Linked DNA regions of Mus musculus: region 1 is linked to region 2. A link is a loop called in an ENCODE intact Hi-C map of the cell type or tissue named here. Cell type or tissue: gastrocnemius. All regions are shown on one strand. Links, peaks and the distances in the headings refer to the core of each region. The heading gives the core; the rest is flanking DNA.

Region 1 (2,814 bases), core at 121-2,620, 610 kb after region 2:
CACCAGAGCTCCCAGAGTGTCTGGGAATTAGACACGGCCAGCCTGCAAATTAAAGTTCTCCTTTAAAGCTGAAAATCCCTTGATTCCAAGATTTGCATTTTTTAAAAGGAATGAATTGAAGACATTTTTTTGCCACATATATTTTTAATTTTTTTTCTAGTATACAAATTTTAAAATTTAAGACAAGGGCTCATGTGATCCAGACTGGCCTAGAACTCAGGTCCATTTTGGAAGAAACCCTTGAACTCTCCTGCCTCCACCATCCAAGTGCTATGATTACAGGCCCAACACAGCATTCCCAGTTTTCCTTTAAACTAAAATAGCCACTTATCCATTGAAATCCTCCAGTAGAACGCAGACTTAAAAGTCCTTTGAATAGCTTTTCAGCCATTTACACCCATCTGTCTTCCCGGTCTGGTTTTACATTCGCTCCAGTTGGCTAGGACACAGTCCTCTTATTCTTGAAAGGCCTGAGCTCTCAACTTCTTCATATCAGTGTTTTGTTTCTCAGGAGTTCAGGTATGTGGTTTCTATATTAGTCTAATCAACCACTAACTCAGAACAGGACACTTCTAAGGGGCATCTCCATCACCATTCATCTACCCGGGGCTGTTCACTACCTTTCCACTTTTCCATAAATCCACCACACTTTGTACATACATATTCTTTTAAAGACAGGGTTTGATGTAGTCCAGGGTGAGCTTTGAGCTCCCACCCCATCCTCCTCACCCCGGGCTGGGATTACAGATGTATGCAACGCCCAGCTTTATACAATACACTTTAAGGAAGTTCCTTAACAGTAACTCCGGAGTTTTGAGAGGTTCCCCTCTGAAAAGGACAGGTGGACAAAGTTTGGGTTGGGGAGCTCAGCTCGCCCATTCCAACAACGGTGCCGGGGCATATGCAGGGGGATGCTAGGAAAAGATGGAAGGAGTTTCTCCCCTGATGTAGAAGCAAATGGGATTGGGGCTCGAAGAAGTCAATGTCTCCAAAGTCACCCAAGGTAATGAATTGATCGCCACCTCCCAAAACCCGTCCGGGACAGGGAGAATGAGGGACCCGCCCAGGACCACAGCTCAGCGACCACAGCACTCATGCGCACGGGGAACGCACGCCGGGGCGGAGCCACGTGGCTCTTCCGCAAGCGCTCCCGGCCGACCGCCCGCCCAGGTCCTCGCGGCGCAGGCGCACCCCCGAAACCCGAGTTGGGAGTTACCGGGTAGAGGTACAGCACCGCTCCCACCAGCGCCAGCAGGAACGTCACGGCGAAGATGGCGAAGTCCAGCATGCTTCCTCTCGCCCGCCCGCGCGGTCCTCGGCCGTGAGCTCCGTGGTGGCGCCCGCAGCTGGGGAGGGAGGTGGCCTCAGGCGGTCGGCGAATAGGAGCCGCGGTCGCCCCGCCACGCCCGTGCTGGGCGTCACCCTTGGTCTGCTGGCGACTCACAGGCCACAAGGAAACCTCCAGGCCCGGGTCCCACCCTGGCCTGGCTAGAATCAAGCTGCGTGCGACACCAGTCCGCTTGCACAAAGTAGACTTAAGTACATTTAAGTAGGACTCACAACCGAAGCCAGTCTCACCTGGACACCTGCATGCATGGCTGAAGAGCTAGGCACCGTTAGATGCTCCTTATTGCTCAAAAGCGCTCCAGTGAACGTGGCTGGTTTCTGTGTTTTGACAGGATCTGACTATGTATCCCTGTCTAGATTGGAACTATGTAGACCAGGCTGGCCTCTGACTAATAGATGCCTTCCTGGTGCTGGAATTAAAGGCGTTAGCCACGGTAGCAGACATTGGGTAGGATTTCTGGCCACGGTGGCAGACAGTGGGTAGGATTTCTGTTACTGATAATTTGCAATAAATTCCTTGAATTTAGCAAGCTCCATTTTCTTCTATGGAAAACTGAAAACCAGAGGCTGGGGAGGTAGATTGCTTTTCTAGTACAAAGTTCTGGCTTCAGTCCCCAGCACCACATAAACCTGGCTGGTTGGCACACATTTGTAATCCCAGCGTCAGAAGGTGGAGGCAAGAAAATCAAGTGTTTAGTCATTTCCAACTACATAACCAATTCCTAGGTTACCTGAGCTCCTGCCTCATTAAATCAAAATCAATTCATTCAAAATAATACCATATAGAGTAGCCAGTGGAGGGTACTATTGGGCGTTCTAGGAAGCACTGAGCACTGGCAAAGCAATGTTGTGTGCTTATGTTTTTCAAACATTGCTTGGTCAGAGCATTACTGTAATTTGAGATCCTTCTGTTCTATCCAACTCAGAAATTTTAACATGGGTTAGTATAAGGTAAAGCCTGATACTTATTGGCACTACATTTAGTGAAAGCATCCTAAAACAATTTATAGATTTTATAGCTTGAATATCAAATTTTCTTGATACCGTTTGGCATGTCATTTGGAATTGCAGTTAGAGCTCCTGTAATGACTACTGCTTAAGAAGGAATCATACCTCACTGAAAACATGCCATATCTTTTTGAAGCTGTAACAATACTTCCACTCAAGATTTCGTCGATTGGAAATCACATTTTTTCCTGTCTTGGGACAAAGCTGTCTACATTGCTCAAGTTGGCCTCAAACGTTTGATTTTGTCTTAGTTTACAAGTCGCTAAAATTTTAGGCATGGGCCACCTCACACAGCAAGAGCTGTGCTTTTAACTCTGAATGTATTTCAAACTGCCCTGAGTGTTTCAAGGGTTTGTTTTTTAAATCGGTTTTAAAGACATTTCTCATCAAAATGATGGCCCACATCAACAGCAGATAAAAATTTGAAATATACAGTGTAGCTACATAACATTAATGATT
Region 2 (2,814 bases), core at 107-2,606:
TCTGCCTTTGAGGCTGGAGTTGCAGGCAGGCCACCACTCCCACCAGCGTTTACACAAGCTTGGGGAGTCTAAACTCTCGTGCTTGCATGGCGAGTGCTTTAACCACTGGGCCATCCATCCACTCTCTTTTTGGCCCTGTGTCTGGATCTACCATAGTTGTTATTGTCTGTCCTCCCATGAGAGGATATTTTTCTCTCTTGAGTTCTGTCTATTATGAATAAAGCTGCTATAAATATTGGTATGTGGATCTTTGTGGAGACATGAATTTTTGATTCATGAGGCTGTATATAATAAAGACTATGACTGTGTGGCTTACGTAATAAGACAATGTTGAGTTAACTCAATTCCAACAAGACAATAACCGTTTTAAAATGCTGCTGGCAATGACTGTCATTCCCTGTCGTTTCAAATCTTTGCCAGCACTAGGTGTTGAGGGTAATCTGTATTTTGAACATTGAATTCGACGTTGAACGGGCCGAGCATCCATTTTTAGGAGCAGTTCCTCAGTGGCATGATACTGAGCAGCTGCCCTGCCATTTGTGTTTCTCCTGTGTGAAATATTAGCTCAGGGGTTTTACCAAACTTTTATTTGGGTCGTATATTTTCTCATTGTTGAATTTTGAGGGCAGCGGCTGTTGTTATACTTTGGGCAACAGTCCTTTATCAGGTGCATTTTCTGCACATAATTCTGTAGTTTCTCTCCTCACTCTCCTTCCGAGATCTCTTGAACCACATCAAATCCAGACTCTTGTTTGCTCTCGGGCCTTTGCTATTGTAGCTGGACAGCCATCCCCACAATCAAGGTCGGCTCAGTTTTTCTCATACATCATCTTTGCCTGGCTTTATAGTTGTGTGTCTTCATCTCTCTTCTGCTTTGTTCATCTTTTTGTCTGTTGTTTTGCCAAAGCATGCTGTTTTGATTATCGTAAATATGTCTGAAGCACAAGAGCTGTCCGTCTTCCAACTTTGCTTTCTGAAATGTTGGGTTGGTTGTCTGGAGTTATATTTGTACCTAACAAGCTTTGAAATTGCCTCCCTTGGGGTCCTACTCAGGGCTTCCCACACAGAGAGTGACTCTCTGCACATGCCTATCTGTATCTGCCCTTACAAGTTTGATGCATATTCTATTACCTCACGCCTCTAGTGAATCTAAAGACTTATGCAATTCTTTGCACACTCTGCTAAGAATCAAATGACAGCTTCTAAGCTCTTAAAATGTTGCTTCCAAATCAGAAATTTTTTCTTTATGTGTTAAAGAAAAAATAATTATTAAACTAATGAGGAAATAACTGGTAAAATTTCAGTTAATGAAACAATTTAAAATGGAAAAAAACTGTATTAATGAGGGCTAACAGCAGGGGGCACTCTCCTATAGGGACAGGGTAGGTATTGATGGTAGTGATGGCTTTGTGAAAGCAGAGCCCCTTCTGTGCAGAACTATGTACATGAAATGGGATCTGAAAAGGACTCTGTAGCTCACTAGCATGCCAGTGTTGAGGGGAGTGGAACTGCATGACTCATGTGCATAGATACACATGCACGTGTCTATTTAAAATGCAAATAATGACAAGCAGTAAAAGCAAAGATTGAAACATATAGAGGTTTTTTTTTAAATTAATTTCTACAAGAAAGGGGAGACTGGATAGATGGCTCAGCGATTAAGAGCATGCACTGCTCTTCCAGAGAACCTCAGTTTGGTTCGTTGCCTTCAGGCAGCTGTGAGCTGCTAGTCACTACATCACTAGGGAGTCTGGGATTTCTTATGGTCTCTGCAAGCATATGGTGGGCAAACACAAGACGCGTATACACAAAGAAAACACACACACTTTTTAAAAGGGAGAGAAAAAAAAACATGTTTCCCACAAAAATAAATAGATAAATAAGTAAATAAATAAATAAAATCACACTGGCAAGATATGCCTTCAAAATTCCAGAGGCAAGTTATTTTCATTTACATACATTAAGGCAAAGTAAAAAAAGAGTTTCAGCATGGCAAGTTACCAAATATTCACCATCAACATATTTTTTCTTAATAATTTACTAAAGACATTAAAGGCAAGTCTCAAATGTCCTCGGGAGTTAGATGAGAGTCAAAGGCCAGGCTCTGAGAGAGGAGCCAGGAGCTGTAACTGAGGAAGTTATATCCCGGGGGAAACAGATTGCATTGGATTCCATCTCCAGCCCCACCACCCATGAGAAAAACTCCCATTTGATACACTTCTTACTGATAGAGATTGTAGAACACTTCCTATGAAGAAAATTCTAAAACTTTCATCGTTTAGGAACTTTTAGTCTGGAGCAATGGTTCTCAACCTACAACCCTCATACTGTGGTGGGCCCCAACCATAAACGTATTTCATCCCTACTTCATAACTTTGTTACTCTTATGAATTTACTCTTATGAATTATAATGTGAATATCTGTGTTCCCTGATGATCTTAGGCAGCCCCAGTGAGGAATCCCTGGTCTAGACAGTCCTTTCTAAGGGCCTCCACACTCTAGCGGTCTGTGGGTGAATTTAATCGAGCAACAGTATTGGATGACATCCGCAAGGTAGGTGCTCTGTGCAAACAAGTCGCAATTTCCTTCATGAGAACCAAGAAGACTTTCCCAGAGACTGGCTATGATTTGTACCACTCTACATGAATATTTCCTTTAGAGTCAACTGTTCAGTGAAGAAATCCTGAGTAAGGCAGTCCAGTGGAAAGAAGGAGAGGCGGGAGCCAGGCGAACTGAGCAACAGTGTACAAAATGATTAACCTCTGTGGGTTTCTTTCCTTTCACTAACAAAAAAAAAAAAATTATGATTCCCTC

What was found. Peaks named below come from ENCODE experiments on the same cell type or tissue, not always from the same donor. Only the 100,000 strongest peaks of a DNase experiment are listed, where the experiment ranks them.
Region 1: a loop joins it to region 2, with 3 times the contacts of the local background. A loop is called at or near these places in 4 of 42 quality-filtered maps.

What each region holds. Positions count from the first base shown.
Region 1 is chr1:60,341,860-60,344,673 of GRCm38, reverse strand. Cyp20a1 (cytochrome P450, family 20, subfamily a, polypeptide 1) reads right to left here and starts at 1,374. Exons shown (of 13, transcript NM_030013.3): 1 at 1,217-1,374. The coding sequence starts at 1,288. In gastrocnemius, for the core only: a CTCF peak has its summit at 1,335; a DNase peak (open chromatin) is centred at 1,266; H3K4me3 peaks cover 1,980 bases; H3K27ac peaks cover 2,156 bases.
Region 2 is chr1:60,953,613-60,956,426 of GRCm38, reverse strand. No RefSeq gene overlaps it. Among named protein-coding and RNA genes, the nearest start is that of Icos, 23 kb to the left of the region's middle. In gastrocnemius, for the core only: a CTCF peak has its summit at 1,360 (motif pointing right); no DNase peak of the experiment used is centred there; H3K27ac peaks cover 936 bases.